Regions from separate parts of the Mus musculus genome. Here regions 1 and 3 are each linked to region 2. Evidence: chromatin loops called from intact Hi-C (ENCODE). Cell type or tissue: heart. All regions are shown on one strand. Links, peaks and the distances in the headings refer to the core of each region. The heading gives the core; the rest is flanking DNA.

Region 1 (4,194 bases), core at 684-3,183, 120 kb before region 2:
ATTTATCATCCCTCTGTGGGTTTGTTTGAAGATTTAGAACTTTAGGATTTTTTTCCTCTTTAGGAAGATTTCTCTCAGGCAGAGGTTCTCCAAACATGGCCCCCAGGCAGAGAAAAGGTGTCAGCATAATCAGGGCATTGGTTAGAAAAGCCATTCCTCAGCAGGGTTTCTCTGTCATACACAAATCTCAGCTTCTACCATTTGTATGTGCATGTATGTGAGAGATAGTCTGTGTTGAGCCCAGAAAACTAGAAACTTGATGTGGTCCCTCAAGGTGGCCTATGAAAATGAGGAGATGTATCTTTAAGTGGGGTAGGAGGTTGTAGTGCATGCGATTGATACAGAAATAGAAGAGGAATTACTAGGAGTGGAAAGGTTTATGCCAGAGAGTAGACAGAGAGATGAGAAAAGGGAAGGAAGCTTGGGTAAAATGGTGATGAAGGCCACCCAGAACAAATAATGCATGGGAAAAAACCATAAGAAAATTGAATACTTGACAAGACAATAAAGAAACTTAAATGACTTTGAGTGGAGGTGTGATGTGGGTGGATAAAGTTGTTCCAAAGACAGAGAAATCAAGCTGCTACTGAGCTGAGAGCTTCCTGCTTCTGGCTGGCTTGTAGGGCACCAGAAGGTGCTATAGGCTGCTGGGAAGAACTGTCAATAATCTTACTCTGTTGAGGACCCTGTGTGCAGCAATGCCTGCTAACTAGACAGGGTCCACTGACTGGGCCATACTGGTAAGGCCATTATGGGATAATCAACTATTTTCTGGTTGGCTTTATGACCTACTCCGTGTAAGAAAATTCACATCTGGTAGTATAAACCCAGTCAAAAGGCCATGGTTGGTGGGTCATAGGCTCCAGTTGGGAGCCTGATGCTGTGTTTTTCCAAGTAGACATTATATGGCCTTCTAAATGATACTACCTTCTAAATAGCTATAATAATGCCCATAGATTGACATTGTTCTCAGCTTTGGTCAGAGACATTAACTAGAAATGCTTATAAATAGTAAGTGTGATGAGAATGAGTGATCTCATCGGTAAGTGGGACATCGATATCACTCCCTCGATGTCTCAGAAAGTGTTACTGAAGAAGTGGCCAAAGTGTATAAGAGCCGGAAGAATGGCAGAAGTGCAGGCTGTGGTATACTGACTTTCCAGCATGATAGGTCTGTTGCACTCTTAATCTCAGGACAACTGTGGTTATGTGAACAGAACTGAGTCAGTCATTCTGTTATGGAGGGAATTGGGGTTCATGACTCCCCACCTTTCTCTGAGTATTCTCAGTTAATGGTTAATAGGGGAGGGAGAGACATTTTCTGCAGGGATGTAGTCATTGGCAAGGTGCCTGAGTTCCCGAAAACATCCATTAGCCAAGCTCCTGTTAATAAGCCCAATGAAACCATCTCTTCTCTCTCTCTCTCTCTCTCTCTCTCTTACACACACACACACACACACACACACACACAAACACAATGAGAAAGTAAAACCAGGGCAAGTTGATAAGAGAAAAAGAATCAATGAGAGAGAGAGAGAGGGGGGGGGGGTAAATATAATTGAAACACATTATGCATATTTGTGAAAATGTCATAATGAAACCCATTACAATGGAGAATTATATGTTAAGGAAAAGCAGTTAGAAAGAAGGGAAGCCATTTCTGAACTCATAACAGAACTTGCAACCTAACTCAACCACCCATGGGTGGTGCCAGAACTCTGTCTATATAACAAGGTTTCTAGGGTAGATGTTTTGGCTTGAGGACCATTGCCCTCGTGTTGGATGTAAAGCTACAAAGCAAATGAGTTCAAGTGTTTTGAGGGCTCCTTGAAATGTACACATTTTATAGAGTACACCAATTAAAGGTATTGATTTCATAATGTCTTTCACAATAACCTCAAAAAAATATATTTTGGGATAACTCTTATAAAGCAAGTATAAAACTTTGTCTTGGGTAGGGTTTCTATTGCTGCTAAGAGATGCCATGATCACAGCAATTATTACAAAGGAAGCCATTTAACTGGGGCTGGCTTACACTTCCAGAGGTTTAGTCCATTATCCTTGAGGTGGGAAGCATGGCAGCATGCAGGTAGACATGGTGCTGGAGTTAGAGCTGAGAGTTCTATCTTGACCCACTGGCAGCAGGAAGAGAATGCCACTGAGCCTGGACTTGAGCTTCTGTGACCTCAAAGCCCACCTCCTAGAGATGCACTTTCTCCAGCAAGACCACACCTCCTAATGGTGCCACTCCTTATGGTTCAAGTATTCATGCACATGAGTCTTTGGGGGCCATACCTATTCGAACCCCCACAGATCTGTATAATAAAAACTTAAAGACATTGAAGAAAGAACTTGAAGATATCAGAAGATGGAATCATCTTCCATGATCATGAATCATTAGGATTAATACTATGAAAATAGCCATCCTATCAAAAGCAATATACAGATTCAATGAAGTCCTCATCAAAATTCCAGCACAATTTTTCACAGATGGGAAACAATGATCAGAATATGCTACATAAAAATATTTTCAATATAATACAGCTATTATTTTTCAGCTCAATAGCTAGCTCAGTCCATATCCTTTAAGTTAGAAACATCTTAAAGTATGGTACCATGTTGCCTAGCATCCTCGTACTGTAACAAAGACCTAAGAGAATCCCCTTACTGAAGGGCTTGTTTTCAGCACCATTTTAGGGGGGTTGCCCATGATTAATGGCCCTATGGCTTTGGCACAATGTGTGGCAGAACAAAAACATTTTCCCGTGGTCTGGAAGCAGATGAGAAAAGGGGGAGTGAGGCCACACTATCCACAGAGACATGAGGACAGAGACACAGCTGCAGGCCACCGCCCCTGGCAGACAGAGAAATCCCTTTAACACCTTCAGAGATCTCAGTTCAGGCCAGAGCCAGATTCATGGATCTGACACTGAAAAGAATTTCAGGACCACCAGGTACAAGAAAGCAGATCGAAGATGTATGAGATGTTAATGATAGTGAGAGAGAGAAAGGCATGCAAGTCAAGAAAAGGGGTACCCCAGAGCATCAACGTGGTCTCCTCATAGCCTCACAGAGAATTAGGTAGGCCCAAGTATGGGCATAGACTTGGGAAAGGAGGGTTGCAGAGAATGAGACACACCAAGTGTGTGTCTGAGCTGCTCAAATGAGAATCACAATTAATAGTTTACAGAGCATTAGCCACATATACCATTTTAGTGGCTCTCAAGTTATAGCTCAGCAGGTTGCTAAGAAACTCTCCCCCTCTCTTTTGATAGGTGAGATTGTGGGATGACTCCAGAGGTGCCTCCCATAGAATTATAATCTGACCAAGTAACAACCAAAAGCCATGAGTCTCACCTTTCACTCTAACTGGCATTTCGGGTGGTTCCTAGAAAAGTGCATGTTTATGCCTAGGAAGGCAGAGAGACCTCCACTTCACTGCTGGTGAGAAGCTTCCACCAGACTCCAAGCTAAGAGACTGCCTCGCCTTCTCATCTCCCCAGTTTTCTGCCTTTACATCCTAAGTCACCTTCAGGGGTGCACCTGCTGACCTACAAACTTCCTCACATGCTTCGCCTCCTAGAACAGTGGCCTCAACCTGTGAGCTGCAGCCCCTTTAGGGGTCACATGACCCTTTCACAGGTGGCACCTAAACAGAAAACATCAGATATTTACATCATGATTCATAGCAGTAGCAAAATTACAGTTACAGTAGCAATGAAATAATTTTGTGGTTTGAGGTCACCACAACATGGGGAACTATATTAAAGGATCACAGCATTAGGAAGGCTGAGAGACACTAACCTAGAGGGTTACCCACCTCTCCGCAGCTCCAAACAAAGGTCCATTCCTGTAGCAAACTCTAGCAAGCACTTACAGGCAAACAAAGCAACAGATTAAAGAAAATTAAATGTCAATGATATCTTCAAGAAGCCAGAAGGCAGAGCCTTGAAGGTCTTATCATTGAGAAGTTATGGATGCCTAAAGTAAGGATGACTGCTTGATTTGATCATCTTCACAATATACACATGTGCCAAAATATCACAGCGCTTCCCATAAACATGGCTAATAATTGTATTAAACATGGGTAATCATTGCATGTGACCCAAAAATAAAATTTAAAACTAAGAGTAGACATAAATCTCCTGGTTTCATCTGCCCACACACCAGGTTTCTGGTGGTTTACCCTCAGCC
Region 2 (4,194 bases), core at 990-3,489:
AGATAGGTGAGAGGTGACCTCTAGGCAGCACCTTTGCACTCAGTCTCCTTCCCCTGAGAACGGCTTCCTTGGAGTCCGTATTGGGGATACTAATGGAGATATTTGTGGAAAACCAGGTCTTAGTGCCCGTTTGCACTTGTCTGGTGTTCTGTTCCCCCACCTAAAACCATCCCAGCTTTTCCTCAACACTTTCCCGGGCACAGCCCTACAGGGCTACATTTTGACAGCCATGGGTATTGTGCTCTGAACTGGGTCTCTCACCAGCTTAAAAATAACCAGAGCTCTAACTCCCCCACTGAAGGAAAGCTGTGCCTTAATTCAAGGTCCTCCATTATGGAGCCTAGATGAGATGTGAGCTCACCCTACAGGATAGCCACAGGCTCCGTGCCTGTCCCATCCTGCCTAAGTCTGAGATGGTTGGAAGCTGTCGCTGAGCCTACGATCAGCCCTGTGCCCCATTGGTAGTCACACTGTCACCCAGAGCCAGCACCACAGTTTCACGACTCCTCTACAGTACCGAGCACTGAGCAAACCTCTCCCTTTCTGTGCTTAGGCAGTAGAGTACACTGCAGAGACTGAGTGCTGTAAAATGCTGTACAAAAGATTGCTAATGAACTCATTTTGCTGGAAAAGGTTGTCAAAATATTTTTACGTGAGACTTGTAGCAGAATCGTACTTCCACATCAACGTCTTAAAGAACAAGACCTGCTGGCGTCCTCTAGAGACCGCCCTCAGCAGAGAGACCTCCACACTGGCGGCAGTAACTAGGCTCCGCAGCAAAGACTGGTGGAGCCGGTTTCTGGCAGTCTCTGGGCGGTTGCTGTAGTCTCCAGGCTCATGAGCCTGGCAGATGACAGCCTTTGTCCCCATCTTGGGGAACGTTTAGGGACATTGTTTCCACTTTTCGAGCTCAGGGCACACGCAGTCTCCAGTTTCTATACGAAACTGGCTGAATGTGGTTTGGTCTCTTTCTGGTTGGGATTCGTTGCCTGTGCCCAAATAGTTTTCTAACAGGTCGAACTCGGAAAACAAGAGAAGATGGTTCTTTTTCCCCATCTATGTTCATAGAGAGAAACACTCCCGCCCCCTTGATAGCACCCACCTCGTGACTCAGCTTCTGAGGTCGGCAGCAGTCCTTTGTCAACCTCCCTCCTAACCCCATCAGTTAACTAGCCTGGTCTCTGTTCTCCGCAGGTTCTCTGTTCCCTCAGCTGAAACCATCAGAGGGCGTCTTCAAGGTCATCTTCTGGCTGGGCTACTTCAATAGCTGTGTGAACCCGCTCATCTACCCCTGCTCCAGTCGCGAGTTCAAGCGCGCCTTCCTCCGCCTCCTGCGCTGCCAGTGTCGCCGCCGCCGCCGCCGCCTCTGGCGAGTCTACGGCCACCACTGGCGAGCCTCGACCGGCGACCCGCGCTCCGACTGTGCCCCCAGCCCGCGCATCGCACCCCCCGGGGCTCCCCTAGCCCTCACTGCACACCCAGGCCCGGGCTCCGTAGACACGCCGGAGGCGCAGGCTTCGGTCTCCGGCCGTCGAAAGCCAGCCTCCGCCCTCCGGGAGTGGAGGCTGCTTGGGCCGCTACAGAGACCCACGACCCAGCTGCGTGCGAAGGTGTCCAGCCTGTCCCATAAGTTCCGCTCTGGGGGCGCGCGGCGCGCGGAGACTGCGTGTGCCCTGCGCTCGGAGGTAGAAGCAGTGTCCCTAAATGTTCCCCAAGACGGGGCAGAGGCTGTCATCTGCCAGGCTTATGAGCCGGGCGACCTCAGCAACCTCCGGGAGACTGACATTTAAGGACCGAAACTCAGGCTGAGGAGGGTGCTGGGGCCAGAGGTGGGGTGCTTTATAGGATTCTGCCTTCGGATCCAAAACTCTGACCAGGGTGGCTGCTCCATCTCACCTCAAAGCAACCGGAGCTGGACCTGGGGTCGGAGCACTCGGAAGGTGGTGGGTTATGGTGCCGCCTGCTGGACATAGTTGTCCAGAGCTCTTCCTGAAATGGAAGAGCTGCGGGATTCGCCCTTCTCATCCAGTCTAAGGAACTGTTTAGTCAGCTCCTGATGTCTAGGCAGAAGACTTCAAGTATGGCTACTCCCCTTGGGGGGGAAGAGGTACAAATTCTCGTTTTGCTGCTCCCAGGGAAAAGATCCGTGGACAGTTTTACTCCTTACTGCCACCTGGAGGAAGTCAATGGACCTACTGCCATAGGACCTGCCATACAGCAAGCTTTGGTGGTATATTGGATGCCCGCCATACAAATCTGTTGTTTTTGCCCTGGGCTCACTGCCCCCTTCCCCACACTCCTAACTGTATGAATCCCTCACCATTCCCACCCACCCCCCCGCCCCAGGGCCTTACTGTTTACACTGTGTACATAGTTCATTGTGCCTGTCTGTGCCCATCACTTCTCACTGGGATTCCAGGCTGCCAACAGGGGAGAGCCTTATTTATCATTTTGAGACCTATTTATTGGTAAGAGTACTTATATTTTGTTCAGACTGTGCAAACTGTCCATCTTTGGCCTGTAATTCATATAGAGCCTTCTTCTGAAATCCTTAGCCATCACAGGACAGTCTGTGTTCACCTTGCTGGTGTGTGGAGGGAAGGTCATATAGCTCAGAAACATACTTTGGGAACTGGTTTTCCCCTTTAATCCATGGGGTCACCACTGTCCTTTGGATCTTTTAGCAAGACTAAAGGACTTTGGTACTTTGTTGGCTTTTGAAAGTCACATAAGCACAGACTTTGTATCAGCTCCCCCACCCCCCCCACCCACCCCCCACCCCCAGGTGCATCTGCAATGTTTGAGGGCCTCAGGGAACATAGTGGCTACATCATGCAAGTGATAAATCGTTACAGAGGATCTACACACCCAAGCAGACAAGCGTGTGGATGTTAAGAAAAGCCATACCTAGCTGTGATGTTCCTTAGCTCTGAGTCGAGACATACATCCCATGGATCAGTCTCTGAAAAGAAAATATCAACCGCATGTATCCAACCTGCATGGGACTGATAACTGGGAGCAATCAGCCCTTAGAGGGACACCTTTCTAAACAAGACCCTGAAACTGGAAGAGCCAGTTACTGGCTCCAGCATGGATCGGTGTTGTGAACCAAAAGTTTCTGTCCTTTACTAAGGAGGTAGTCTGCCTGAAACTCCAAGCCTTTCTCGATAATTTTACAAGAGTAGTAGCTGGGATCAGAAGGAAATGGTTTACAAAGTGATCTGGGATCTGCGTTTTCAAAGCACCCAGTACAGAGAAGCAGTTATAGCAGGCACTGGGAATGTGCTACCTACACCAGAGTGCCCCTTTTGTACATGCTGGCCTCCTTGAAGCTAGGGGGCAGGCTTCTCACAGTGGAAGGATCCATGGGTCAAGTCAGAAATCAGTCAGTTGGTAGCCCCCAGTGTCAAGTTACTGAGCACTGATCTCTCTGGTAGAAGGGAGCCAGGTTTGCTTTAAATGCCAGCTTAGGTGTTTGGGGTCCCACTCAGTACTTGTGCTAAGCACAGCAGTCGTCCATGACCAGGCTTCAGCCCTATGCCCTGTGCACACTATTGCTGCTCACACCGGGAACTGAGCGTGAATGAGGAGCAGAAGGGTCTCTTCAGCAGAGGCCTCCATGGATCTTGCTTTGTAGCTAATAAAGCACAGCTGCTGACCTCACTCCTGGATCTGACAGGATCTCAGCAGAGAGGAGTAGATGGACTCATGATGCCCCTGGGTGGCTTCAGGAAAATCTGGGGAAATGTACCATTTCTTGGGTTCCTGGGGGCCATAGCCCCTTAGCCCATCCTACGAGTCTGACTAGAAACTGTTCCTGAAGTTCAGGTAAGACAGGAGGCCTTTGCCCTCATGTGATCTTGAAGGATAGGTAAGGCCTCAGGCATCTATGCCTGGTGAAGGATGGTCACAGGAGATGTGACAAAGACTGAAGCAAGCTTTAAAGGATGATGCTGTTTGTCTCTTAGCCTGCTTCCCACCCCAGGACCCTAAATGCCATCTAACCACTCACTTTTCCTTCCCACACTCTTCCTAGGATACTTTTGCAACTTGCCAGGGACCTCCAGTTTCCCTGGGCTCGTCCCTTGTGTTAATGACATCTAGCCTGTTGCAACATCTTCTCTAATGTAGAGAGTCTGCTGGAGCTGACTAGTACCCATTCATGTCTCCCTCTCCTTTCTCCTCCTTCCACAC
Region 3 (4,194 bases), core at 684-3,183, 390 kb before region 2:
AAAGGGAAAGAAACCAGAGAGCCTGAGATTCCTTTGCCAGGTTCTGCACCCTCCCTTGATGACTCCGCCAAATGCCTGTCCAAGGCTAGGGGAGTACAGGTGACTCGAACCTTGGCATCTTTGATTTTCAGCTTCTGGTTTTCCGCTTAGCAGCCATTTATCACCTGGGAGCTTGCAGACCCCACAGACTCTGGGAACTACAGAGCCCACCCAGGCCTGCAGTCTCAGGGCCCGTGTTTAACTAGCCTAAGTGACCTAGGCACATGTCAGTTCCAGAAGCCTGCATTGGCGGGATGGCTTTCATGTGGACTAATTAAACCTCTCAGTAACGGTGGACCTCAGGACTAGGCTGGGCTTCATGGCTTTCACACAGCAGGGCTCACCCACACCCTCCACATGCCTTTTGTCATTTGCCCAATTCTCTCCTTCTAAGGGAGTATTCCCAGACAGATATCTGGTCACTTTGTGTGTCAGAGCTGGGCAGCCTTCGGTTTCTTGATTTTCCAGAAGGGCAGGAGATTTCTCTGGATAATGTCTGCATCAGCAACATGTTATTATCTGGGAATTTGTTAGAAACGTACATTTCCAGGCCCCATCCCCAGTCTCAGGAATCAGAAACTCTATGGGTGGGACCCATCACATTGTATAGCAAGTTCCCAGGGGTTTCAGATATAGTTTCCAGTGTGTGGACATACAAGGCCTTGTGCTTGATGGGTTCAGCACAGCATCATCTAGGAACTTATAAGACCCAGGAGTTGGGACCAGCAGAGTCATACGTACAATACGTACAGGTTCAAGGAGCCCTACTCCATTCAAGAGGCATCCTACAAATCCATGAAAGCCAGCCAGATGGTGGTTTTCCTGGACAATGTGGGTGGAACTCATAGATGGAAATAGGGTAGAGCAGCCAAATTCCAGTGTGGAGTAGAGTTCTGGGTAGCAAGAGAGGTCACCTGCTGTACTTGGAAAATGATCACAAATTGTTCGGGTTAGCTGGTCAGGTCAGGCTGTGAGTCTGGAAAAGCTGGGGTCCTGAATTAAGGTTCCTGATAAAGTAGATAGTTGTACAGATCTTTTTCCTTCAAAGGCAGAGGGCACCTTGAAGTCCTTGAAGGAGAAGGGAAGATAAAGTCGGTGCCTGGCTGTTCTCTAGAACACTCTGTTGGGGACAGATAAGGACAGTCATATTTACTTAAGTTCTTAAAAAAAAAACCCTCTCTGTGGGTATGTTCATGTGTGGGTGCATGCAGAGGTTAGAGGTCTTGGGTGTCATTCTTCAGAAGCCATCTACTTTGTTTTTGTGACAGGTCCTCTCATTGTTCATTGTCCCGGAGCCCCTTGAGCAGGCTAGGTTGGCTAGCCAGCAAGTCCACTTCCCCAGTGCTTGCTGCAGTTCAAGTGAACACTATCATGTCTGACTTTTAAATGTGGGTTCTGGGGATCGAGTGGTCCTGTCCTTTATGTTTGCCAAGCAAGCCCAGACAGAGCTGTCTCCCTAGCAGTCGTTATTCTTTAAGTAAAAATTCTTTCTGTAGAATCTGCAGTTCTTGAAAGGTGGGCCAGCTAGGTGGTGACCCCAGTTGCTCATTCTGACGTGGTCTTCTCGTTTAGTGGAGCAGCTGAGAAAATTATGACTGCCAATGAAGAGTTTACTTCTAAATAAGTAGGAAAATGCCCAAAAGGTAGCATGAAAATGGTTAAACTTTCGTTAAGGATTGATCCTGAAGGGTATTTTCAGTTAAGTCAAGCTTTTGAGTTTGTGTTGTTTGTTTAGTTTTGCAATTAATGCTGTCTCAAGGCATTATCTTTTCATTCCTGGTACAAAGTCGACTGACTGACTGAGTCCTGCAGGAGGTGGGCATCAATGCCTCAGCATCCTCTACCGTTGTACCCTGTCCAACGGAGCAGGTGAACCAGTGTGGTCAGACCTGTTCTGGTCAAAGCTGCCACCTTACACTGCTGACTGATCTAGTAGCATCGAAAGACACCCCCAAGTACCCCCATCCCCCACTACCTTCTGTGTACTCCTCCCTGACTTTAAGAAAAAGCACTTGCCCAGATCTTTGTCTTTAGGCTTCTTTTCTGCTTGGTGGAGTTGCTCCCCAAGAGCTCTCCTATATGACCTGTGAATATCAGGACTGTCTTAATTCTGTGAGTGGGATTTTCCCCAGCAGGGTTGGGTGATCCTTACGGGCCTGCAGGTGGCGCTATCACGTTGTGGTTTCCACCACTTCTTCAAGTTTCATGCCTTTGTACATGATGGCTGCTCAGGAAAATCCCTAGTAGTGAGCATCATATAGCTGCACTGGTGCCTTCCCACAATGGACACCTGCACCATGAGCCTGTGCCTTCTCACAATGGACACCTGCACCATGAGCCCGTGCCTTCCCTTACAATGGACACAGGTATGCAAAGTGAATTGCAAGTGTGGCCTTTTGGGCCAAAAGGTTGAGCCTGAAATTGCAAAATCTGAGCTATGAGGGCTTAAAACAGGCACTTTGGAGCTTAAGTTTCATTTTAATCAAGAAAATCTATTTCTAAGATGTGTAGACCTGTAATCCCAGCACTCAGGAGGCAAGGGGCAAGCAGATCTCTGTAAGTTCAAAGCCAGCCTGTTTGACATAGTGAGTTCCAAGGACAACCAGGACTATGTAAAAATATCCTGTCTCAAAAGAAAAAACAAAAAAACAAAAAACAGTTATGTCTGAGCCAGGTATGGGAGTTAGCATTTACAATGCCAGCACAAGAAAGACTGGGGCAGGAGAAACAGTTTGGGCTCAAGTCCAGTCTAGATTACCTGGTGAGTTCCAGAATAGCCTTTGACGTTCAGTAAGAAAAATTAACATGATCTCAAAATAATTAAGGATTGAGGTGTAGATCAGTATGTCCAAACAAATGGGGAAGAAGGGAGGGGAGGGAGAGAGAGGAGAGGAAAAAATGAATCTGGATTCAGGACAAAAACCACTCCCCCTGGAGTTGAAGCAGTGGCTGTTCTTTCAGAGTACCTAGTTTGAGTCCCCAAACCCACAGTGGCTCACAACCATTTGTAACTTCAGTTCCAGGGGATCTGATCTGTCTTTTGACCTCTGAGGGCAATGTATGTGGTGAACAGTCATATATGTAGGCAAAAACACTGATACACATTGAAAAGAAAAGGAAACAAACCTCTTCCCGAGCAGGAGAACTCTACTCCCCACCCCCTTGTCTCCTCTCCCCACCCCTCCTCCCCAGGAGTGCTTTTGTGTTTCAGCAGGGCTAAGTATAACTTAGGGGAAGATGCAAAGCCAGTGGAAACAAGACAGGACCAGAGGTAAGACCCGAGGCCCCTCAGGGACAGGGATGTGAAATGAGCCCAAGCCACCCTGGCGATAAACAGTGGACTCGGAGCATTGGAGAGAGAACAAACCCCGCCAGGTGTTCATCATAGCTTCTATTTAATGTCAGTCTGATAGCAAACATTTATAAACTTTTTATATGACAAAACAAAATACATGCAAAGTTACAAATATAGAAAACGTGAAGTACATGCAGATTCAAAGACCAGCTAGGGGTCTGCTTTGGAATCCTACGGAACTGAGTGCACGCTGAAAGCCCAAGGGTCACACGGTAAGCATTTAGTACTGGATGGAACGGCCAGGGCGTCCCATACTTCAGATGTTTTAAAAAGAAGACATAAGCTTGAAGTTATGTTTTATATATTCTATACAGAAAATCCACAGTGCAAGCTGAAGCTATCGCAGTTTATGTCTGCTGGGGTAAAAAGCAACTTCAGGAACAAATTTTGCCTGATTTAAACAATGCTAGCAGAATTTCTTTCCCACTTTGGAATGGAGCCTACTTCTCTTATCTGCAGCCTAAGAGAATGTTTAGATTGTCTCTCTGTTATCCAGTTCAAATAGAAGTACAGAAACATAGGGCAGAAGCTAATTCTAGCTTTTGATAATTGTGAGACAGAAATGAAGAAACTCAAGTTTCTAGCCTTTGTACCTTAACCATCCCTCCCGTCACAGGAGGACCAAGCTTTTTACAGGGCTGGCTCTCCTCAGAGTCAAGATCTCCTAGTTCAATCCAAGCAAGGCTAAAGATCATTCTAGTGCCCTGGGAATGAACAAAGGTTTGCTTTCAACGTCAGTAGGACAATTTGATTTTTTTTTTCCTGTTGCCTTCAATCAGCTATCGTTTGTTAGTAAAGAA

The links. Hi-C counts contacts between places; a loop is a spot of excess contacts. Peaks named below come from ENCODE experiments on the same cell type or tissue, not always from the same donor. Only the 100,000 strongest peaks of a DNase experiment are listed, where the experiment ranks them.
Region 1: a loop joins it to region 2, with 2.8 times the contacts of the local background. A loop is called at or near these places in 5 of 42 quality-filtered maps.
Region 3: it touches region 2 in a loop (3-fold over the local background); 21 of 42 quality-filtered maps call a loop at or near these places.

The regions. Positions count from the first base shown.
Region 1 is chr2:131,667,474-131,671,667 of GRCm38, reverse strand. No RefSeq gene overlaps it. Among named protein-coding and RNA genes, the nearest start is that of Gm30986, 71 kb to the left of the region's middle. In heart, for the core only: a CTCF peak has its summit at 1,709; no DNase peak of the experiment used is centred there.
Region 2 is chr2:131,543,541-131,547,734 of GRCm38, reverse strand. It overlaps Adra1d (adrenergic receptor, alpha 1d), which reads left to right. Exons shown (of 2, transcript NM_013460.5): 2 at 1,195-2,378. The coding sequence ends at 1,790. The region is part of intron 1 of Gm39938 (a long non-coding RNA gene); the gene reads right to left. Among named protein-coding and RNA genes, the nearest start is that of Gm39938, 7.4 kb to the right of the region's middle. In heart, for the core only: a CTCF peak has its summit at 2,075; a DNase peak (open chromatin) is centred at 1,974; H3K4me3 peaks cover 1,265 bases; H3K27ac peaks cover 521 bases; H3K27me3 peaks cover 2,033 bases.
Region 3 is chr2:131,937,653-131,941,846 of GRCm38, reverse strand. The region is part of intron 2 of Prn (prion protein readthrough transcript); the gene reads right to left. Prnp (prion protein) reads right to left here. Exons shown (of 3, transcript NM_011170.3): 3 at 3,411-4,194. Among named protein-coding and RNA genes, the nearest start is that of Prnd, 11 kb to the left of the region's middle. In heart, for the core only: a CTCF peak has its summit at 2,186 (motif pointing right); no DNase peak of the experiment used is centred there.